Regions from separate parts of the Homo sapiens genome. Here regions 1 and 2 are each linked to region 3. Evidence: read pairs that join two places in POLR2A ChIA-PET (ENCODE). Cell type or tissue: PC-9. All regions are shown on one strand.

The links. ChIA-PET counts read pairs that join two places held together with the same protein. Peaks named below come from ENCODE experiments on the same cell type or tissue, not always from the same donor. Only the 100,000 strongest peaks of a DNase experiment are listed, where the experiment ranks them.
Region 1: POLR2A ChIA-PET joins it to region 3 with 13 read pairs; 4 of 35 experiments call an interaction of 5 or more read pairs at or near these places.
Region 2: POLR2A ChIA-PET joins it to region 3 with 14 read pairs; 4 of 35 experiments call an interaction of 5 or more read pairs at or near these places.

The regions. Positions count from the first base shown.
Region 1 is chr2:27,344,964-27,352,963 of GRCh38, forward strand. The region is part of intron 1 of GTF3C2 (general transcription factor IIIC subunit 2); the gene reads right to left. Among named protein-coding and RNA genes, the nearest start is that of GTF3C2, 7.8 kb to the right of the region's middle. In PC-9, no CTCF peak of the experiment used is centred here; no DNase peak of the experiment used is centred here.
Region 2 is chr2:27,441,486-27,449,485 of GRCh38, forward strand. It overlaps NRBP1 (nuclear receptor binding protein 1), which reads left to right. Exons shown (of 18, transcript NM_013392.4): 17 at 82-137; 18 at 223-774. The coding sequence ends at 327. KRTCAP3 (keratinocyte associated protein 3) reads left to right here and starts at 896. Exons shown (of 7, transcript NM_173853.4): 1 at 896-955; 2 at 1,094-1,278; 3 at 1,357-1,416; 4 at 1,589-1,795; 5 at 1,913-2,047; 6 at 2,464-2,576; 7 at 2,701-2,812. The coding sequence starts at 928. The coding sequence ends at 2,571. IFT172 (intraflagellar transport 172) reads right to left here. Exons shown (of 48, transcript NM_015662.3): 39 at 7,809-7,895; 40 at 7,430-7,546; 41 at 6,327-6,437; 42 at 6,030-6,149; 43 at 4,775-4,870; 44 at 4,444-4,503; 45 at 4,260-4,358; 46 at 3,811-3,964; 47 at 3,529-3,620; 48 at 2,892-3,036. The coding sequence ends at 2,947. RefSeq lists an enhancer at 1,031-1,573. In PC-9, CTCF peaks have their summits at 786 (motif pointing right) and 991; DNase peaks (open chromatin) are centred at 896 and 4,806; H3K4me3 peaks cover 1,597 bases; H3K27ac peaks cover 2,235 bases.
Region 3 is chr2:27,677,793-27,685,792 of GRCh38, forward strand. SLC4A1AP (solute carrier family 4 member 1 adaptor protein) reads left to right here. Exons shown (of 14, transcript NM_018158.3): 8 at 1-132; 9 at 4,456-4,567; 10 at 7,245-7,485. Among named protein-coding and RNA genes, the nearest start is that of SLC4A1AP, 18 kb to the left of the region's middle. RefSeq lists an enhancer at 3,873-5,072. In PC-9, CTCF peaks have their summits at 5,874 (motif pointing left) and 6,077; DNase peaks (open chromatin) are centred at 4,189, 4,639, 5,859 and 6,219; H3K27ac peaks cover 4,615 bases.

The DNA of each region.
Region 1 (8,000 bases), 330 kb before region 3:
ATGGTATTTTAAATAAAAACATTTAAAAATAATTTTCTGGCCAGGCACGATAGCTCATGCCTGTAATTCCAGCACTTTGAGAGGACAAGGCAGAAGGATGGCTTGAGTCCAGGAATTCAAGACCATCCTGGGCAACAGAGTGAGACTCCTTTGCTACAAAAAAACATGGTGGTGCACACCTGTAGTCTCAGCTACTTGGGAGGCTGAAGACTTGGGAGGCTCCTTGAGCCCAGGAGGTCGAGGCTGCAGTGAGCTGTAATCACACCACTGCACTCCAGCCTGGGCAACAAAGCAACACCGTCTCAAGTAAATAAATAAATGAATTTATTTTTTAAAAAGAATGAGTTGGCCAGGCACGGTGGCTCACACCTGTAATCCCAGCACTTTGAAAGGCTGAGGCAGGCGTATTGCCTGAGGTCAGGAGTTCGAGACCAGCCTGGCCAACATGGTGAAACCCCATCTCCACTAAAAATACAAAAATTAGCTGGGCATGGTGGCAGGCGCCTGTAATCCCAGCTACTCAGGAGGCGGAGGCAAGAGAATCAATTGAACCCGTGGGGTGGAGGTTGCAGCGAGCCGAGATCATGCCACCGTACTCCAGCCTGGGTGACAGAGTGAGACTCTGTCTTTAAAAAAAAGAATGAGTCAAAGAGTTCTCTGGTGCCCTGCTATCAATATTTCACCTGGATGGGGGTGGTGGGTAGACTATGGGACAATTAAGGAACATCCTATTATGTTAAGAAAGCTTTTCCTTTTTTTTTTTTTTTGAGATGGAGTTTCACTATCGTTGCCCAGGCTGGAGTGCAGTGGCGTGATGTCGGCTCACTGCAACCTCTGCCTCCCAGGTTCAAGCAATTCTCCTGCCTCGGCCTTCCGAGTAGCTGGGACAACAGGTGCCCGCCACCACACCCAGCTAAATTTTTGTATTTTTAGTAGAGATGGGGTTTCACCATGTTGACCAGGCTGGTCTTGGACTCCTGACCTCAGGTGATCTGCCCACCTTGGCCCCGCAAAGTGCTAGGATTACAGACTTGAGCCACTGTGCCCCGCCACTTTTTTTTTTTTTTTTTTTTTTGAGACACGCTCTTGTTCTATCACCCAGACTGGAGTGGTGCAGTGGTGTGATCACAGCTCACTGCAGCCTTGTCCTCCAGAGCTCAAGCAATCCTCCTGCCTCAGCCTCCCAAGTAGCTAGGACTATAGGCATGTATCACCATGCCTGGCTAATTTTTAAATTTTTTGTAGAGATGAGGTCTCACTACGTTGCCCAGGATGGTCTTGAATTCCTGGGCTCAAGCAATCTTTCCACCTCGGTCTCCCAAAATGTTGGGATTATAGGTGTTAGCCACCGTGCCCATTCTGATACCTTTTTTTTTTTTTTTTTTTTTTTTTTTTTTTTTTTTTTTGAGACAGAGTCTCATTCTGTAACCCAGGCTGGAGTGCAATGGTGCAATCACAGCTCACTGCAGCCTGGACCTCCCAGGCTCAAGTGATCCTCCCACCTCAGCCGCCTGAGTAGTTGGGACTACAGGCATGCACCACCATGCCTGACTAATTTTTGTATTTTTTGTAGAGACTAAGTTTCACCATGTTGCCCAGGCTGGAGTGCAGTGGCGTGATTACATACTCAAACTCCTGGACTCAAGCAATTCTCTCAACTTCGTCTCCCAAAATGCTGGGATTACAGGCATAAACCACTATGCCTTGCCTTTTTTAATTTTTAAAAATTAAAAAAAATTTTTTTTTTCTGAGTCAGGATCTCGCTCTGTCACCCAGACTAGAATGTGGTGGTGTGATCACAGCTCACTGCAGCCACTAACTCCTGGGTTCAAACAGTCCTCCCTCCCCAGCTTCCCAAATAGCCAAGACTTCAAATGTGCACCAATACGCCCAGATACGTTTTTAATTTTTTTGTGCAGATTGGGTCTTGCTATTTTGCCCAGGCTTGTCTTGAATTCCTAACCTCAAGAGATCCTCCCACCTTGGCCTCCCAAAGTGCTGGGATTACAGGTGTAAGCCACCATGTCTGGCCAAGAAACCTTTCCACATTGAAGAATTGACTAAATTGTCATGAGTCTTCATTTTCTTCAAACCCCAAAAAATTAGTTGTATAACCATGGGCCAAAGTAAACTAAGATAAATCACTGACCACCAAACCCGAAACCTAAGCAACACAGAACTCTCCAAGGGTCCAGTTTTTGGCCAGAATAACCTGCCTGTCTGTGACAAAGGGGCAGACATAGTTCAAATCCCAGGATGGGACCCCGCCCCCCACAGATCTATATATACGCCTTAAGAATAAACAATTCATCAGTCTCAGTGGAAAAGTGTGCTTATACAAATCCCATAAGAAATATAAAATAAAAGCTTCCAACTGTCTCACTTGAAGAAGCTACAGTCTAACCAGATTATAAACTATAGCAATGGCCAACCCTCTGAGGCAGGTGCTGAGGATACAAGAAAACACATGTGCTAAAGATACATTATAACACTGCCAAGGTAAATAAAGGTCAGTGAAAATCCATCTATATTATTCCTGTGATAAATAAGAAGCCCTGACAGAACTACCCCATTCAAAATTAGTCACAAGCCAAAAGGACCTATGCATATACCGAAAGAAAAGGATAGAAAGATGAAGAGTACCCTTTTGAAGAAGTGATTCAGAAAACAGAAGGAAATTTCCAACAAAAAATTCCTGCACTTTCAAAAACATCAAATGGATTGTGAAATCCAAGAGCTAGGGTTTGAACATCCCCTCCAAAACTCATGTTGAAATTTAATTCCCATTTGTAACAGTATTAAGAGGTGGGATCTTTAAGAGATGATTAGGCCACAAGGGCTCCACCCTGACCAGTCAGATCAGTGTCATTATAAAAGGGTGAGTTTAGGGCAGGACCCAGTGGCTCATGCCTGTAATCCCTGCACTTAGGGAGGCAGAGGTGGGAGGATCCCTTGAGCCCAGGAGTTTGAGACCAGCCTGGGCAACATGGCAAAACCCTGTCTCTACAGAAAAATACCAAAACAGGGCCAGGTGCAGTGGCTCACGCCTGTAATCCCAGCACTTTAGGAGGCCCGGACGGGCCAATCACGAGGTCAAGAGTTTGAGACCACCTGGCCAACATGGTGAAACCCTGTCTCTACTAAGAATACAAACATTAGCTGGGTGTGGTGCCGCGTGCCTTAATCCCAGCTACTTGGGAGGCTGACGCAGGAGAACTGCTTGAACCCGGGAGGCAGAGGTTGCAGTGAGCCAAGATAGTGCCATTGCACTCCAGCCTGGGCGACAGAGCAGGACTCCGTCTGAGGGAAAAAAAAAAAAAAAACTAGCTGGGCATGGTGGGCAGCAGGGACCTGTAGTCCCAGCCACTCAGGAATTGGAAGTGAGAAGATCACTTGAGCCTGGGAGGTGGAGGCTGCAGTGAGCAGAGATCGCGTTCCTGCACTCCAGCCTGGAGTTGAGACTCTGTCTCAAAAAACAAAAAACAAACAAAAAAACCGAAAACATGTATCATAACAATAAACACATATCATTTAAACTCATCCATTAAAAGAAAGAATAGGACCAGGTACAGGCTCATGCCTGTATTCCCAGTATGTTGGGAGGCCGAAGCAAGCAGATTGCTTGAGGCCAGGAATTTGAGACCAGCCTGGCCAACATAGCGAAACCCCATCTCTAGTAAAAATACAAAAATTAGCTGGGCATGGTGGCACAAGCCTGTGATCCCAGCTACTCAGGAGACTGAGGCACGAGAATCACTTGAGCCTGGGAGGTGAAGCCAAGATCACACCACTGCATCCCAGCCTGGGCAGACAGAGCAAGATGCTATCTCAAAAGAAAAAATAATAAAGATTTGGTTTGATTTTAATTTTGTATTTATTTATTTATTTTTGAAATGGAGTCTTGCTCTTGTCACCCAGGCTGGAGTGCAGTGGCCTGATCTCAGCTCACTGCAACCTCTGCCTCCCAGGTTCAAGTGATTCTCCTGCCTTAGCCTCCCCAGTAGCTAGGATTACAGGCGGCCGCCACCACACCCAGCTAATTTTTGTATTTTTAGTAGAGATGGGGTTTCACCATGTTGGCCAGGCTGGTCTCAAACTCCTGACCTCAAGTGATCTGCCTGCCTTGGCCTCCCAAAGTGCTGGGATTACAGGTGTGAGCCACTGTGCCCAGCCTGATTTGATTTTTTTTTTTTTTTTTTTTTGAGACAGAGTCTTGCTCTGTTGCCCAGGCTGCAGTGCAGTGGCGCGATTTCGGCTCACTGCAAGCTCCGCCTCCCGGGTTCACGCCATTCTCCTGCCTCAGCCTCCCGAGTAGCTGGGACTACAGGCGCCCGCCATCATGCCCGGCTAATTTTTTTTATTTTTAGTAGAGACGGGGTTTCACCGTGTTAGCCAGGATGGTCTCGATCTCCTGACCTCGTGATCCGCCCGCCGCGGCCTCCCAAAGTGCTGGGATTACAGGCGTGAGCCACTGCGCCCAGCCCTGATTTGATTTTAAAAGACAAATAACTATATGCTTTTCAAGAGATGCCTAAAACAAAATAACTCAAAAAGCTGAAAATACAAAGATCAACTAAAATGTACAGGGCAAAATCTAAGCAAAAACAAAGGAGGAGTTTTGATGACAATAGTAAAGTCGAATTTAGGGGGAAAACATTAAATAGGAATAAAGGGAGTACTATTTTTTTTTTTTGAGACGGAGCCTCTCTCTGTTGCCCAGGCTGGAATGCAGTGGCGTGATCTCGGCTCACTGCAACCTCTGCCTCCTGGGTTCAAGCAACTCTCCTGCCTCAGCCTCCCGAGTAGCTGGGATTACAGGCATGTGCCACCATGCCTGGCTAACTTTTGTATTTTTTAGTAGAGACGGGGTCTGGCTGTGTTGGCCAGGCTGGCCTTGAACTCCTGACCTCAAATGATCCCCCTGCCTCAGTTTCCCAAAGTGCTGGGATTACAAGCATGAGCCACTGTGCCCAGCCCAAAAGGGAGTAGTTTATAATGAATAAAACTTCAAATCATATAAAAGATATAAATGTCAGGAACATTTAAACATCAAATAACAGCATCAAAAGATACAAAGCAAAATGTTCATGACACAGAACAATAACTTCTTTTAATCAATGACAAAGTAGATAAGAACAATGAAGATATAAATAAAATAAATATTCCCCCCATATTGGCTCAGTTGCATAGAACAGAATCCTCTCCAATCAGTTCAAGCAGAAAGGAATTCACTACACGGTATTAAACAGTTCATATCAGAGGTTCACAAAGTGTGGCCCCAGAAACTGCAGCATCAGTATCACCTGCAAATTTGTTAAAATGCAAATTCCTAGTTCTACCCCAGACCTACCGAATCAGCAATTCTGGATGGGGCCAGCACCTTGTGTTTTAACAAGCTCTTCAGGGGATTCTGACGCACACTCAAGCTGAAAAACACTTGCATAAATAAATGATCACGATGAGGGTTGAGGGAAAAACAGTTGGTAGGAACAAGTGCTTATCAAACTGGGAAGGTGCTCTTATTTACAGCTGCTGGCTCAAGAATCATGTGCTGGGCTGGGCGCAGTGGCTCATGCCTGTAATCTCAACACTTTGGGAGGCCAAGGTGGGAGGATCGCTTGAGGCCAGGAGTTCAAGATCAGCCTGGGCAACACAGCAAGACTTTGTCTCTGCAAAAAAATTTTTTTTGAAAATTAGCTGAGGCTGGGTGCGGTGGCTCATGCCTGTAATCCCAGCACTCTGGGAGGCTGAGGCAGGTGGATCACCTAAGGTCAGGAGTTCCCGACCAGCCTGGCCAAAAGCGATGAAACCCCGTCTCTACTAAAAAATACAAAAATTAGCCAGGCGTGGTGGAATATGCCTGTAATCCCAGCTACTCGGGAGGCTGAGGCAGGAGAATCGCTTGAATACAGGAGGCAGAGTTTGCAGTGAGCCGAGACTGCACCACTGCACTCTAGTCTGGGCGACACAGCAAGACTCCATCTCAAAAAAAAAAAAAAAAAATTAGCTGAGTGTAGTGGCATGCAACTGCAGTCTTAGCTACTTGGGAGACTGAGGTGGGAGGATCACTTATGCCCAGGAGTTGAAGACTGCAGTGAGCTATGATTGTGGCACTGCATTCCATCCTCACAGAGCAAGACCCTGTATCTAAAAATAAAAAATAGCAGGCCGGGCATGGTGGCTCACGCCTGTAATCCTAGCACTCTGGGAGGCTGAAGAGGGCGGATCACCTAAGGTCAGGAGTTTGAGACCAGCTTGGCTAACATGGTGAAACCTCGTCTCTACTAAAAACACAAAAATTAGCTGGGCGTGGTGCCACGTGCACTTGTAGTCCCAGCTACTCAGGAGGCTGAGGCAGGAGAATCGCTGGAACCTGGAAGGTGGAGGCTGCAGTGAGCTGAGATCGCGCCACTGCACTCCAGCCTGGGTGACAGAGTGAGACTCCATCTCAAAAATATAAAATAAAATAATAACAAAACATATGCTATGATGGGAAACCACCTGCTGAATCAACAAGCCCCTACCACAGCCAATGGCTCCATAAACAAGTTGTGTCTGCAGTAATCAGAAAGTGACCTAACTAAATAGGAGAGCCGCTTCTCTAGCTCCTGATCCAGAACCTCATCACTGCCAAAATCTGCACCAGCAAATACATGCCTCCTAGTCTGCCTTTCTCCTCTCTAAAATCAGATTCAAATTTAAGTTCTCCAGGAGCATATTTGATTTGTAAAACCTAAATCATATTCAGAATCTTGGATGCAAAAAATTCCAGACAATGAAATTTCTCACTTTCCAGGCTCTCAAGTGGAAGTTGCTCATTCACTCACATCCCACCTACCTCAGGGTTCAAAGTGGGATCAGTCCCTTCAATTCCTCTGCAATGCCACTTGCAGACCAACAGTCCCACACGCCCCCCATCTTGTAAAAATCTTGTTCCTTTGATGCTTAGAACATTCAGCTAAACCGCAGCTACTCACTTTGCTGTCATTCTCTGAACCTTGTCATCACCCAAACCTCTTAACCTCCAAAATCACTAAGACATCTAACTATCTGATCTCCCATCATTACAGCTAGACTGCTTACCCACTATCACTTTTATTCTCCAGCTGTATCAAGCCACTATCCCTTGATCTCTCCAATTTCTCTGTATGTCAGCCACATCCTATCTAGTTTAGATTCCTTCATTTCAATCAGATTCTCGCTGATATTCATCTTCTTGTTCCACATGCTTAGCAAAACTCAAGCCCTGTTAAGTTCAACCATCCAACTCTTTTATGTGTGAATCTAAGTTGCTGAGCACTGGCAATCCCACTTTCTCTCTAGTCAGCCCCTACATGCTCTCCCCCTACACATTCTCTGATCCCGATTCTCTGCAGATGATTTTGCTTTTGATTTCCGAAACAAAACCAAAGCCGTTAGGTGGGAGATACTTCAACTTTTTGCCAAGTAAGCTAATACTCCCTGCCTCTGACACCTTCATTCACTCTCTAACACCAAACCTTTCACTTGTGTTCTAGCCCCATTCCCCCATCTCCTAATGGAACTGGAATTAGTTTATCCATTTCTTTTCTATTGGCTCCTTCCAAACAGCATTTAAATATGTTTATAATTCTCATCTTCACACATAACTATCCTTCACCCCATATTCCTCCTTCCACTAATATTCTCCTCCTCCTACAGTCAAACTTTTAAGACATAAATAAAAGTATATAGATATAAAAAAAGTTTAAGATATAAATAAAAGCTCCTTGATTATTTTAATTTCCCTGCATCATCCTAAGAAGCATATTGTCCCCCAACTCATCAGTGAAATTAAAATCATCAATAATCACTGTATTATTAATCCAATGGACATTTCTCAGCCTCATTCAAGTTGACCTCTCAGCAGCTCCAACACTACTTTCTTGAAACATTCACTTTTCTTGAGAAGCAATTCAACGAGCAGTAAAATTCCACAGTTTTACAAAATTCCCTCAATTTTTTACAGTTGTCTCATTCAC
Region 2 (8,000 bases), 240 kb before region 3:
TTTAGCCCTAGTGGGGCTGTCTGAAGGGCCCCAGGTCCCTCAGTCCCGTACTGTACTCACCCCCTCCTGTTTCTTTGTCAGATGAGAATATCCCCGAGTTGGCGGCTGAGCTGGTGCAGCTGGGCTTCATTAGTGAGGTGAGGTTTCTGCCTTCATCTGCCCTGGCTGCCCCCATGCCTTCTCTTCTCTCAGCCCCCATCTTACTGAGCTCTTCTCCCCCAGGCTGACCAGAGCCGGTTGACTTCTCTGCTAGAAGAGACCTTGAACAAGTTCAATTTTGCCAGGAACAGTACCCTCAACTCAGCCGCTGTCACCGTCTCCTCTTAGAGCTCACTCGGGCCAGGCCCTGATCTGCGCTGTGGCTGTCCCTGGACGTGCTGCAGCCCTCCTGTCCCTTCCCCCCAGTCAGTATTACCCTGTGAAGCCCCTTCCCTCCTTTATTATTCAGGAGGGCTGGGGGGGCTCCCTGGTTCTGAGCATCATCCTTTCCCCTCCCCTCTCTTCCTCCCCTCTGCACTTTGTTTACTTGTTTTGCACAGACGTGGGCCTGGGCCTTCTCAGCAGCCGCCTTCTAGTTGGGGGCTAGTCGCTGATCTGCCGGCTCCCGCCCAGCCTGTGTGGAAAGGAGGCCCACGGGCACTAGGGGAGCCGAATTCTACAATCCCGCTGGGGCGGCCGGGGCGGGAGAGAAAGGTGGTGCTGCAGTGGTGGCCCTGGGGGGCCATTCGATTCGCCTCAGTTGCTGCTGTAATAAAAGTCTACTTTTTGCTAAAAGCGTCGTGTGTTCGCGCCTTTCCCGCCAGGGGGAGCGGGCCCGGGGCGGAGGCGGGGCCCAGGTGGGAGGGGGACCCGGGACGGAGGCGGGGCCCAGGTTGGGGCGGGGCCGGGCCCAGGTACAGCGGCCCTGCGGCTGGCGCGGCGGACGGGATGAGGCGCTGCAGTCTCTGCGCTTTCGGTAACTTCCGGGCCCTGGCGTCTCGTCTCCTTACCCTGGGGCTACCCTTGCCCCGTCCTACTGCCCGCGGTTAACCCGCCGCGAGCCGCCTCTCCCCTCCCCGCCCGACTCAACCCTGCCCTCCCCCGTGCTTTGCAGACGCCGCCCGGGGGCCCAGGCGGCTGATGCGTGTGGGCCTCGCGCTGATCTTGGTGGGCCACGTGAACCTGCTGCTGGGGGCCGTGCTGCATGGCACCGTCCTGCGGCACGTGGCCAATCCCCGCGGCGCTGTCACGCCGGAGTACACCGTAGCCAATGTCATCTCTGTCGGCTCGGGGCTGCTGGTGAGCGCGGCAGGCGACCCGGGCGGGGGCCGGGCTCCCGGAGAGCCCAGCAGGCCAAAGGCTTTGTGTCTTCCACAGAGCGTTTCCGTGGGACTTGTGGCCCTCCTGGCGTCCAGGAACCTTCTTCGCCCTCCACTGGTGAGAGGGACTTCCCTGGAGCTTTTAACGAGTAGGCTTGAGTCAGGGAAATGGGGGCTGACTGAGCTTGGTCTTTCAATAGATTGGAGGAGCCTCAGAGAAACTGGGTGTCTAGTCACTGGGAGAGTTAGCCAGGCCCAGGCTGCTCACCCTGATCTCCTGTCCCTGCCAGCACTGGGTCCTGCTGGCACTAGCTCTGGTGAACCTGCTCTTGTCCGTTGCCTGCTCCCTGGGCCTCCTTCTTGCTGTGTCACTCACTGTGGCCAACGGTGGCCGCCGCCTTATTGCTGACTGCCACCCAGGACTGCTGGATCCTCTGGTACCACTGGATGAGGGGCCGGGACATACTGACTGCCCCTTTGACCCCACAAGAATCTATGTGAGCACATTCTCTTCCTTCTTGTGGTCTACAAAGCCTTGGTCCTGCCCTTTTAATTTCCCCTATTTGCTGCACTTGCCCTACTCCCTCCTACTCCCCATCCTTCTTGCTTTTCAGGATACAGCCTTGGCTCTCTGGATCCCTTCTTTGCTCATGTCTGCAGGGGAGGCTGCTCTATCTGGTTACTGCTGTGTGGCTGCACTCACTCTACGTGGAGTTGGGCCCTGCAGGAAGGACGGACTTCAGGGGCAGGTAAGGAAGGCAAACAGGAAGGGTTCATTCCACAGAGACTGGCTGTGTTGAAAAGATGCTGACCGGCCGGGTGCGGAGGCTCACACCTGTAATCCCAGCACTTTGGGAGGCTGAGGCAGGCGGATCACTTGAGGTCAGGAGTTTGAGACCAGCTTGGACAACATGGTGAAACCTCGTCTCTACTAAAAATACAAAAAATTAGGTGGGGTGGTGGGCGCCTGTAATCCCAGCTACTTGGAAGGCTGAGGCAGGAGAATCGCTTGAACCCGGAAGGCGGAGGTTGCAGTGAACCGAGATCACGCCACTGCACTCCAGCCTGGGCAACAGAGTGAGGCTCCGTCACAAAAAACAAAACAAAAAAAAGATGCTGACCTATCATTCAGGGCGAGGGTGTCTAACTCTATCTTCTTCTGCAGCTAGAGGAAATGACAGAGCTTGAATCTCCTAAATGTAAAAGGCAGGAAAATGAGCAGCTACTGGATCAAAATCAAGAAATCCGGGCATCACAGAGAAGTTGGGTTTAGGACAGGTAATGGGCCTTGAAGGTGGTGGCCCGGGTAAGAGCGGGGACAAGGAAGTGCTCTTAGAACTGGGTCTAGGTCTTGCCATGCTGCTTTCCCCTCTGACCTGGGTTGGTTCTCCCCTCTGTCCAGCAGGTGCTGTTCCGAGACTCAGTCCTAAAGGGTTTTTTTTCCCACTAAGCAAGGGGCCCTGACCTCGGGATGAGATAACAAATTGTAATAAAGTAACTTCTCTTTTCTTCTACTTGATTATGATTCCTTTTGGGGAAAAGGCACTGTGTGGTGTTGGGAATGACTTTGATCAAAGAATACAGTGGTCTCAATTATTTATAAAACTTTAATGAGGGAGAGGCCCTAACTCTTCCTCAGCTCTACCAACTACTGAAAGGAAAAGCTGGTGCTGGGGAGCCCTCCACACCACTGACTGATGAATTTCAGCACGTCCTGGCACACTGGGCTGTGGGAGGTCTGTGAGCAAATGGAAGAACATGAGAGGAACTTGTTAATGCTGGAAATACAAAATCAGCTCCATCGCAGGCTTCAGGGTCTGCATCTGCCTTCCTGTAATCCCACCCATCTTTCTAGTGTGTATGTGGGTTTTTTGTTTGTTTTGAGACAAAGTCTTGCTTTGTCGCCCAGGCTGGAGTGCAGTGGCACAATCTCAGCTCACTGCAACCTCTGCCTCTCGGGTTTAAGCGATTCTCCTGCCTCAGCCTCCTGAGTAGCTGGGATTACAGGTGCACGCCACCAGACCCGGCTAACTTTTGTATTTTTAGTAGAGACGAGGTTTTAACCATGTTGGCCAGGCTGGTCTCAAACTCCTGACCTCAGGTGATCCGCCCACCTTGGCCTCCCAAAGTGCTGGGATTAAAGGTATGAGCCACTGCACCCAGACTTGTTTTTTTTTCTTTTTTTAGTGCTGCCCTCTCTGCCTTCATTCTCCAAGTCCTCCTCTCTAACCTTGATGGCCATAAGGAATTTATTCCAGTTGTCCTTGTTAGCAGCCTTCCCTGGCCGCTTAAATTCAATTTTGTTCCTCAGAATGGGGTATCCTGTGGAGGAAGAAAAAATGATGAACTGGGGTTTGAGAGAGATTGAGGAGGGAAAAATGAGGAGCAGCCTGGGGGGTAGAAAGCACAGTCCTGTCTTTTGTACCCTTTACTGAATCCTAGTAAAATTAAGTTTATTGATCCTGCTGCTTTCTACCCACCACAGGATCTGGGGTGCTGTAGGCTTCTATACCTGTAATAAGGCAGGGCAGGGCTCGAACACCAGTGCTCGCTGCCACTAGGGAGGCCTCGTAGGCGCCACGCTCATCCCGAGGCAGAACCTGCTCCAGCCGCTGGTCCATGGAGACTGTAAGCACCCAGTCTCGAACCTCTTCTCTCTCAGCCTCCTGGAAAGGACAAGAAGGGAGTGGTAGCTTCACACAGGGCAGGGCAGGACAAGTTGGGGTGGATGGGTGAGGAGGGGGTTTGCTAAGCCCTCATCCTGTATACCAGCTTTTAGCCACGAATCCTCCTTGGATTGGGGGATGCAGTCACAGCCTTTTCTTTCTATTTTGCTTCTACTTTCACTGAAAAAACAGTGAGGGCTGAGGTCCTTCCAAAGATGGCAGCACAAAGATATTCTCCCTCCTCAAGGCACTCACACTGGTGAGGCCTTCCGGTTTTCCAACCCTGTGCCCTTACCGGTACATGCTGCTTAGCTGGGAGTGGCACCTCAAAGGGAATGTCTGTATCCTGAAAATCAGAGTGGTCAAGGCCATCTAGAGTCCCTTCCTCGATTGCCTGCAGTAGAGTGGGCAACCATGAACTAGGCACAGCTCGCGACTGGCAAAAACCTCCACCCTCGGGGCACAGCTTCCCTACTCACATCGGTCAGGTCCAAAAAGCGATTGAGGAAGATGAATGCCATGTTATCCCAGCCAACTGCCTGCAGCAAAGAAGAGTTGCAAATGGGAGTGAACAAGCTGGGTTTGAATGCTACTTCTCTGGGATCCAGATGCAAATGGGAGTGAGCAAGCTGGGCTTGAATGCTATTTCTCTGGGATCCAGGGAGAAAAATCCAGGAAGACATAGGAGGACTACATCCTCCGTAACATCAGCCCTACACTCAGCTTTCCTCTACCAGAGCAGAAGGGATATTCTATTTTCCAACCTTTAACTTCCTCCTATCTGCCCCACCCTTCCTTGTCCCAGCTCACCTTGGCAGCAATGCCTGCTTCATAGAAGGCTTTGTCTACAGGTAGTAGCTGGGTGTGACGCAAGAGTGAAACAGAAAGCCTGGCAGCCACGGTTTCCTGGGATTAAAGTCAAAGCATTATGAATATGGCACTAAAGTGACTGAGCTACCAGACCAATGATCCTGTAAGGCAGCCACAGAACTAAAAAACAACAATTATTATTAAACTGCTCTGGATTCTCAAGCTGTTCTGGGTCTTAGTTTTTTTTTTCTTTTTCTCTGAACAAGACACCTGGGCCTAGGTTCAATTCTTTCGCCCAGGCTGGAGTGCAGTGGTGCCATCTCAGCTCACTGCAACCTCTGCCTCCCGGATTCAAGTAATTCTCGTGCCTCAGCCTCCTGAGTAGCTAGGACTACAAGCGCACATTACCATGCCTGGCTAATTTTTTTTTTTTTTTTTTTTTTTTTTTTTTGAGACGGAGTCTCGCTCTGTCGCCCAGGCCAGACTGCGGACTGCAGTGGCGCAATCTCGGCTCACTGCAAGCTCCGCTTCCCGGGTTCACGCCATTCTCCTGCCTCAGCCTCCCGAGTAGCTGGGACTACAGGCGCCCGCCACCGTGCCTGGCTAATTTTTTGTATTTTTAGTAGAGACGGGGTTTCACCTTGTTAGCCAGGATGGTCTCGATCTCCTGACCTCATGATCCACCCGCCTCGGCCTCCCAAAGTGCTGGGATTACAGGCGTGAGCCACCGCGCCCGGCCAACCTGGCTAATTTTTATGTTTTTAGTAGAGATGGGGTTTCACCACGTTGGCCAGGCTGGTCTCGAACTCCTGGCCTCAAGTGATCCACCCGCCTCGGCCTCCCAAAGTGCTGGGATTACAGGGGTGAGCCACCACACCCACCCACCTAGATTGTTTCTAAGGTTCTTTCCACTTCTAGAATTCTATCATCCAAGTACATGAAATAAATATACAGTGAACAGTCAAAAATAAGCCCAGAATATGTGTACATTATAAGAGGTGAATAAAGAAATCATGGGATTTGGATGTTTAAACATAATGAGGCTGAGGCTGTGTGGGCACAGAGCCCTAAAAAGGTCGGAAGAAGAAAACCTCAGCAAGGGCTAAAGATTTGTTTAGACAGAAGAGAAGCTGAAAGACAGGTGGGGAGATTCAAGAGCCCAAGCTGAAGAATCCAGAACGTGAATCAATTCAGCTTTATACATTTGCAGATGAGCCCTTCTGACTGAGTGTTCCTTCGACCCCCTACATCTCACCAGCTGTTTGACACTCTGGGCTGCAGAGCGCGTGGCATAGTAATGAGCGATCAGCAGCATCGTCTTGAACTCCTCATGGGCTGGAGAGTTTGCCTCACTGGACTTCACCAGGTTTTCACACTAGAGGAGGGAGACAGCACAGCCTGGCTCAGGGGTCAGAGGAGTGCCAGGGCCATAGAGTGGTCTCTGATAGCCACCTGGCAGAGGAAGGTAAAATACATCTGAGAATAAAGGTTTATGTGCATCAAAGAAGAGATGAGGACAAGGACAGACGGAGCAGCCCTTTCGCTTCCTCACCAGGTTGAAGAGGACATCTCGAAGATCAGCCCAGCTATGATAGGCCTCGGCACAGTTGGTTCCAGGAGAGCTCACCATGTCAGTGAAGATCCTTTTGTAGATATTGAAGTTCTAGAGGTAGAGGGAAGAAGGGGATCTGAGAAGGGCATAGCTAGAAGAGAAAGTCACTGGAAGTGGGGCCAAAGGGAGGAGAAACAGGCTTTGTGTGTAGAAATGGGTATGTGTGTGTGTGCAAGGGCTGGGGGACAGTGGCAGATTTTTATTTTTATTTATTTTTATTTTTTTAATTTTATTTATTTATTTTTGAGACAGAGTCTTGCTCTGTTGCCCAAGGCTGGAGTGCAGTAGCATGATCTCGGCTCACTGCAAGCTCTGCCTCCCAGGTTCATGCCATTCTCCTGCCTCAGCCTCCCGAGTAGCTGGGACTATAGGTGCCTGCCACCACGCCCAGCTAACTTTTTATATTTTTAGTAGAGACGGGGTTTCACCGTGTTAGCCACAATGGTCTCGATCTCCTGACCTCGTAATCCGCCTGCCTCGGCCTCCCAAAGTGTTGGGATTACAGGCGTGAGCCACTGCGCCCGGCCAACAGTGGCAGATTATTAAGTGCTGATTATTTTTAATGAAGTAAATTATTTTTAAGTGCTGATTATTTTTGATAAAGAGAAAAGAGGAAGAAATAACTTTCTTAGCTGGTGCTGTGTGAGTGTGGGCAACTGTACAAATGTAAATGCAGAGTCACAACATTGTGACTCAGATCAGGGAGCAGTGTTCATTCTCTGGAGGAAGTCAATAAAGGCCCTAGAGGTGTATGCAGGATTCATCTCTGAAAGACAGGTGCCTGTGTATTTGCTAACAGCATGGGGAGCTCCACGGGTGTTTCTTCAAACAGAAGTTGGAAGTTTCTGCAAACCTCCCCATGCTCTTAGCAAATACACAGCCTCCAGAGAGGCTGTACATTTCTGGAGATGCGTGGGGGGCTCTGGGCATGACGTTCTCTAAGGATAGAATCCTCTGAGAAGATAGTTCCTGAGAAGATAGGTGGTTCTAGAGGAGAAAGAGCTTTCTTGTGGAAACATTCAACCCAAGGAGAAGGCTGGTACCTGTGGGTTAGCAGGGGCTCCGTGCTGTACATACAGGGCCAATGCCTGGGCAGAGCTACCCTCCCGGATCAAGTGAGTTGCATACAAAGCCACATACTTGTGCAGAATCTTGTAGTTCTGTACAGGGGTGGAGGAAAAGCATGAGTGAGGCTGGGATCGGCAAGACCAAGCAGTGAGGTGACTTGAGGCCATGTATTTGTTGAGGGGAAAAAGGGTGTACGCAAACCTCTGACCCCAGTTTCAGACTGAGCTTCTCTGATGCCCATTAGAAATCTTTGGGCTTTGGGTTTTTGTGGAGGTAGAAGAGATGCATCTTTGAGGCAGGTGGGGAATCAAGGGAAAATGTAAAGAAAAACTGGGAATGGGAAGAGAGCAGTACCTGCTTGGTAGCTGTTTCAATGCACTTGTCCCACTGGCCCTGCTCCACATACAGGTCCAAAGCAGCTATCACATCCACACCCACCAGCTGGGTCAATGGAAGACAGAGTTACAAGAGAAAAGAGATGACATGAGGGAAAGAAGAGGGAGAGAGTCTTGTGAGTCTCTCCCTGCATTCTGCCTCCTGCTAACT
Region 3 (8,000 bases):
ATCAGGCAGTACATTAGATGGTGTGTCCCGGAAGAAACTTCACCTGAGAACTTTTGAACTGAGGAAAGAACAACAGAGACTTAAAGGGTTAATAAAAATTGTAAAGCCAGCAGAGATTCCAGAACTAAAAAAGTAAGTCTTAGTTATATTTGGAATTCTAAATAAGTATGGTAGCATAGATAACATTTTCAATTATCGCTTTATCTTCTTAAATAATCATTATATAATACAAATGTAATGCAAGGAACCCTTTAAAGCACAGAAAGCAGTGGTTTCATAGAGTAACTAAAAACCTGTTTCATATTTGTGAAATATAGACTGATAGAGGATTTTCTGAGAAAACTATATTGATTTCTGATTCATTGGAAGGTTCCGAAGTTTTTTTTACTTAATCTTTTAGTGTAGAATAAACTCCTTTAAAAAGCATCATGCACAAAAAGCTAATTTATCTAATATAAAAAGACCTCTGAGGCTGGGCGTAGTGGCTCATACCTGTAATCCTAGAACTTTGGGAGGTTGAAGCAGGCAGATCACTTTCAAGACCAGCCTGGGTGATATGGCACAACCCTATCTCTACAAAAAATAAAAACATCAGCCAGCCATGTTGGAGCACACCTGTGGTCCCAGCTACTTGGGAAGCCGAGGTAGGAGGATCGCTTGAGCCCAGGAGTTCCAGGCTACAGTGAGCTGTGATCGTGCCATTGCACTCCAGCATGGGTGACAGAGGAAGTTCCTGTCTCAAAAAAAAAATTAAATTATTAATAAAAAGACCTCTGAATGATAAGTAGACAGCCAACCACCCAGGAGAAAAATGAGTAAAGGATGTCTACTCACAGGCCACAGGAAAAGAAATACAAATAGCATCTTTTATACAAAGATGCTCAACTTCATGATCATAAGAGAAATACAAATACTACAACCTAATACCTTTTTTTTTTTTTTTTGAGATAGGGTCTCACTGTGTCACCCAGGCTGGAGTGCAGTGGCACAGTGACAGCTCACTGCAGCCTTGACCTCCTGGGATCAAGTGATCCTCCTGCCTCAGCCTCCCAAGTAGCTGGGACCACACGCATGCTCCACCATACCTGGCTAATTTTTAATTTTTTGTAGAGATGGGGTCTTGCCATGTTGCCCAAGCTGGTCTTGAACTCCTGGCCTCAAGGTATCTGCCCACCTCAGCCTCCCAAAGTGCTGGGATTACAGGTGTGAGCCACCACACCTGGTCTTAATAGCATTTTTATATATGAATTTGATGAAGATTAATTATGATTTTATACTGTGCTGATGAGGCTGACAAAAAGGCACTTTCTTATATTGTCATTGAAGGACAAATTAGTACATTCTCTACAAGACAAATTGGCAGTCTCTATCCTGATTACAAATGCACATGCCCTTTGATCTATTTCATTTCTAGGAATTTGTCCCTCACATACTTAGGAAATGATGTACAGCATTGTTTGTATTAATAGTAGTAAAAAATTAGAAATCCCCTAAATGTTTATCAAAGGGGATGGATTAAATAAATTGCGGCCAGGTGCTGCGGCTTACGCCTGTAATCCCAGCACTTTGGGAGGCTGAGCTGGGCGGATCACGAGGTCAGGAGATCGAGACCATCCTGGCTAACATGGTGAAACCCTGTCTCTACTAAAAATACAAAAAATTAGCCGGTTGTGGTGGTGGGTGCCTGTAGTCCCAGCTACTTGGGAGCCTGAGGCAGGAGAATGGCGTGAACCAGGAAGGTGGAGCTGGCAGTGAGCCGAGATTGCGCCACTGCACTCTAGCCTGGGCGACAGAGCGAGACTCCATCTCAAAAAAATAAATAAATTATGGTGTAGATATACAATAGAACACCATATAGCTGTTGAAAAAAAAGGCAACTATATATAAGATACAGAAACACTATCAAGATAAGTAACAAAAGCAAGGTGCAGAACGGTGTGTATAACAGGCGCTGTCTGTAAAAAATGATGGTGGGGGAAGAATACATAGATAAGTAGGCCATGGTTATGTTTATAATATCTGTTTAGGTCGGGTTCCCTAAAAACAGACTGAATCGGAGATTCATCTGCAAGTGATTTATTAAGAGAGTGCTCTCAGGAGAAATCTATATGGGAGTGAGGGAAGCAGGAGAGGGCAGGAGAAGAAGCTGGGCTAAGATATGGTTTCAGGAGAGCCTGAATGGCACCACAGATGCCATGGAGGCATGGGGCTTGGGTTTCGATACCCTGTCCCCCCAACCCTTCATTGGTCATAGGCTGCCGGTGACTGGGGGGTGGGAGGGGCTCACAGCAATTCTGGGAAGGGTGCAGGTGTGAGCCTTTAGCAGCCGATGTCTGCAGTAGCTGTTTGGCCTGATAAAGGGAATCTGGGAGGGACAGCATCTGCTACTGTATCTCTGGAAAGATTCGTTAAAAATTAATAATATTGATTGCCAATGGGGAAGGCAACTGGGTGGCTGGGGGACAGCAATGGGAGGGAGACTTTTCACAGTATATGTGCTTTATACTTGAGTTTTGAACATGTGAATATACTTTCTATTCTATTCAGATATACTGAATTTGAAAAGAAAATCCTGTACCAAATAGCCATACCACTTTAGGTCCAAATTTACTGTAATGTAGTTGCAGTTCTAGTTCTAAATAACAAATAACTGGAAAAAGTAAGAATCATATAATAATTTTGTTACAGTAAAACTATTTGTTAATAAAAGTGGCTGGGGACGGTGGCTCACACCTGTAGTCCCAGAACTTTAGGAGAGTGAGTGAGGTGGGAGGATGGCTTGAGTTCAGGAGTTTGAGACCAGCCTGGGCAACATAGTGAGACCCTGTCTCTACAAAAGATAAAAACTTAGCTGGGTATGGTGGTGCTTGTCTGTAATCCCTGCTACTTGGGAGGCTGAGGTATCACTTGAACCTGGGAGAGTGAGGTTGCAAGACCCTGTCTCAAACAAACAAACAAACAAAAACAAAACAAAAACAAATCTCTGCTTTGGAAAACAACAACAACAACAACAACAACAACAACAACATTTGGGGCAAGAAGAATTAAAAAAAAAAAAAAACGAAAACGAAATATGTCTCAGCTTCCTCCAGAGCCTCCTCTCCTGCTATCAGTCTGTGTGCTTGCCTGGTTTTTCCTCCCTTTCCTATTTTGGATACTGGTCTAGATGTGTATCTTCTTCCTCCTCTTTTCACTTATGGGTTGAACTTCCAAACTTTCTGCCTCCTACCCTAACCCCTGCAAGCAATCTTGATTGTGATTCCATCTTCTGCTTTTTCATCTCCTTTGAGCCAGTCTTAGCTTATCCTCTAGGCCAGCCTGGCTTTTTAATGTAGCTGAAAACATCTGTGTTGCTGTTGCTTCTGTCTTTCTATGCCAGAGCCTTCCTGAGGCCTGTGGGGAAGGGTGTGAAGGATAATGATTTGACAAAATGTCCTTCATGGCCAGGCAGGCAGCATTCTTCTGGTGGCCTTAGCAAGGGAATGGGTTTTATCTCTGGTAGGGAGAAAGGGGCTTGAGGCTGGACTTAAGAGTGCTACTAAGGGGATAAGACTTAGGTAAAAGAAGGCAGTAGTAGCAAGTGGGGCTTCAGGGAGGGCCAGGTAGCTAACATCTGGTATGGGTCACTGTGAGTCGAATGCCATTACTGTCCTTATATTCCAGTTTTCAGGGCTGTCCCATGGTCAATATGAAGAAAACAGAGGGCTTTCTTTTCAGTCTAGTATGCTTATTCTGGGGTTTCCTCTGTCTCCTCATGCCATATTCTCATTGTCACCTCTGCCTGCTCTGAGTATCTTGTCAACTGAATTGCTATCCCTTTTGTTTTTGCTCTGTTCTCCCCCTGCCTTTCTAATTTCTACTATCTCTTCTTTATACCCTTCCTCAGCTTTGTCCTAATGGGCTTAGCTTTTCTAACTATCTCCAGCCGTTGAGAATGTTGACAGGCTCAGCAGTTGCAGTCTCTCACTATATCTTTGTCATTACTACACTGGGTATCCTGCATACTGTACCCCCATCCCCATGCACACTTTTTTTTTTAAGTGCTCAGAGCTATTGCGCTTAAGTGGGAGCTCCAGATAAGTAAGACACTCTTCAGAGGTTGGTGGGAAGTAGGGCTTTACACCATGGATCAATCTCCTGCTGCTTATATGTTCTCCTTTGCCAGTGACCTTTGTACTGTAGTCATTTCATGGGTGTGAAGTCATGTAGCATGTGGCAAATTACTTGACTAAGGGAGCAGCCTCATCATAGCTCTGTGTCTGTGACAGTCAGCATTGTTCTTGTCCATTCAAAATCTGTTGGTCTGAATACCTCTTTCTTATTGTTATATGCTTAGATATTCATTTTGTGGTAATTTTTATTTTGCCAGAGGTTTCTTTGTCAGTATCATGGTATTTTTAGATAAAACCTTGGGACTCCCTGGAATAGATGTGTATAATTATTCTTTCTTCCTAGGACTGAAACTCAGACTACAGGTGCAGAAAACAAAGCTAAAAAGCTTACATTGCCTCTATTTGGTGCCATGAAAGGAGGAAGCAAATTCAAATTAAAAACTGGAACAGTAGGGGTAAGTTGTGAGTCAGGGTGTTAAACTTTTAGCCCTTGAGTTATCCCTGAGCTAATTTTTCTCTTTTCTTTTTTGAAACTACAAATGACTCATTCCATAGTAATGTGAGAAAGGGCTGTGGGCTTGGTATGATCACATCTTTCCCAGAACTTGGTTCTTGGATTCTTTTTTTTTTTTTTTTTTGGAGACAGAGTCTCACTCTGTCACCAGGCTGGAGTGCAGTGGCGTGATCTCGGCTGACTGCAACTTCCGCCTCCCGGGTTCAAGCAATTCTCCTGCCTCAGCCTCTCGAGTAGCTGGGACTACAGGCGTGCTCCACCATGCCCAGCTAATTTTTGTATTTTTAGTAGGATGGGACTTCACCATGTTGGCCAGGATGGTCTCCATCTCTTGACCTCGTGATCCACCTGCCTTGGCCTCCCAAAATGCTGGGTTTATAGGCATGAGCCATTGTGCCTGGCCAGTTTGTGGATTCTTTTTCTCAGCTTAGGGTTATCAAGAATTGATGAATTAATTTATGCCAATCAATTTGCAAGTAAATGGTTTGTAAATTAGAATCATAGTTTATTAATTTCTCATGAATGTTGCATTTAAGAATGGGTCTCCTGCATTAAATGCTTTTCCCCAGGTGGATAGATGTAGTGTTCAGACTCACCAACATTTAAGAACATAGTGTGTGCACTTGCCTCTGCCATATGATTTTTCTTCATTTAATCCTTCCAACACCTTTTGCTGTGTGGGAATTATTGCCTCTTACAAATGAGGAAATAGAGTCAGAGAAGTTAAATACCAGATCACACCAGCGTTATGTAACTAAGCTGGTAATCAGATCCAGGTCTGTCTCTTGAGCTTTATGATTTCCCTGCTACCCTACAATATATGTCTGTCTGTATGTTTTTGCTTTATCTATATTCCTATTCATAGATTCAGCTTTTAAAAGGTTTTCATTACCCCTAAGAGCTGAACCTTGAGTATTAGTTTGCTAGGGCCACCATAACAAAATACTAGGGATTGGGCAGCTTAAACAACAGAAATTTATTTGTTCACAGTTGCCAGCAGGGTTGGTTTCCTCTAAGGCCTCTCTGCTTACCAATGGCTGCCCTCTTGCTGGCTCTTCAGATGGCCATCCCTCTGTGCACTTGCACTCCTGGTGTCTCTTCTTCTTCTTCTAAGGACATGAGTCATACTGAGTTAGGGCCCCACCCTAATAGTGTCATTTTAATTCAGTTTAATTTAATTTACAGTCATATTCTGAGGTACTGGGGCTTGGGACTTCAAACATGAATTTGGGCAGCAGGGGGCACAATTCGTCCAAAACACCCTGAATTAGGGTATACTGCCCTCTGGTGGCAGAAATCTGAAGTCCTAGCTATGTATTCTTTTTGTTTGTTTCATTGAGAGACAGTCTCACACTGTCACCCAGGCTGCAGTGCAGTGGCCATCTCGGCTCACTGCAACCTCCTCCTCCCGGGTTCAAGCGATTCTCCTGCCTCAGCTTCCCGAGTAGCTGGGATTACAGGCACCCACCACCACGCCCAACTAATTTTTTGTATTTTTTTTTAGTAGAGACAGTTTTTCACCATGGCCAGACTGGTCTCGAACTCCTGACCTCATGATTCACCTGCCTCGGCCTCACTATGTATTCTGAATGAGTAATGGTTTACCTAACAAGTAGGCTTTTCAATCTGTTGCGGTGGGGACTTAGGTTTTAAATAGAAAACTTTTTACTAAACAGCCCTCCTTAGAGAATTTTAGAACTAAGTCCTATATTTAAAAGATAATATAGGCCGGGCGCGGTGGCTCATACCTGTTATCCCAGCACTTTGGGAGGCCGAGGTGGGTGGATTGCTTGAGCTCACTAGTCGAGACCAGCCTGGGCAACATGGTGAAACCCCGTCTCTACTAAAAATACAAAAATTAGCTGAGCACGGTGGCCTGCGCACCTATAACCCCAGCTACTCAGGAGGCTGAGGCAGGAGAATCGCTTGAACCGGGGAGGCAGAGGTTTCAGTGAGCTGAGATCGCACCACTGCACTCCAGCTTGGGCCACAGAGCAAGACTCTGTCTCAAAAAAAAAAAAAAAAAGATATAACCAAGATATGCTTTGGTTCCTTCCCTCTATTCCATAACTGTGATCAACCTTTTCTAATAAATACTTTTATTGAATGGCTTTGATTAGAATATTTAGCTTTATTCTTTGAGAAATGTCTTCCTCCTTTTCTTCAGGATCTGTTTGATGGATTTACATGCCTTGTTTCCTTGAAATTACGCTAAGTCTAAAATGAAAAAGCAGCACAAATGACTTATTTCTGATTGTCTGATTTATTCCTTAGAAGATTTTGTAATCAATTGAAATCCTTTAATATCATGAGTTATAACAGTCCAGAATTCCTGTAGCTGGCACTCATCTGAAATAACTATTTTAGTTCCTTACAAGCTATTTTCAAGTGTTTTGTATTTAGTAATCTTTGACTCTAGGAACTAATAAAGACACTTGTTTAGGGTCTATAGAGGGGTAAAATTTCATGTCAAAGTCCCACCTCCAGCAGACTTCTGTGGAGTTCATCAACCTAAAAAGAGTAAACATTCAGTACATTTAGACTGACCTCCTTGAAAAGATTTTTCTCTTGTTGTCATTAAGTAGAACTACTTGTTCATGGTTTTGTTTCCCTCTTAGAAGTTACCCCCCAAGCGTCCAGAACTCCCTCCAACTCTAATGAGAATGAAAGATGAGCCTGAAGTAGAAGAGGAGGAGGAAGAGGAAGAGGAAGAAGAGAAAGAAAAGGAGGAGCATGAAAAGAAAAAACTGGAGGATGGAAGCCTCAGTAGGCCACAGCCAGAGATAGAGCCAGAAGCAGCAGTGCAGGAAATGAGGCCTCCCACAGATCTCACACATTTTAAAGAAACCCAAACCCATGGTAATATCTTTCTTCTCCTTCCTGTGTTGTTCAGTGGGCAGTTACATTGATTGTGGATAGGTTTTAAAAAGCAAGGCCAGTTCTTGTCTGTGCATTTGACTTTGTATGTGATATACTGACTCTGTAGCAAGGAAACATACTTTCTTGGTCTTCTTCCTTTGACCGCCAGTCATTATTTGTCTTCATTGCAAATTAAGGGCAGTTATTTCCAATCCATTCCAGAATTACAGAAAATTGAAGGCTATGGAATCTGAAACCATAGCTGCTGTGGAATAATCCTGAGCTGCTGCCACTGTGTGAGTTGGAGGGCAGTGGAACAGGGTACATGATGGGGCCTGATCAGGTGGTCTCCGGATAAGTCAACCCCTATTCATTTTTTCCTCCATCCCTAAAACAGAGGCCAAACCATAATTGTACTCATTGGACTAAAGTTCTCAAGAAGGATCTTGCTTCATTCATTTTTGTGTGTTTGGAACCTAGCACAAAACCTGACACATATCCACCCGCCTCAGCAA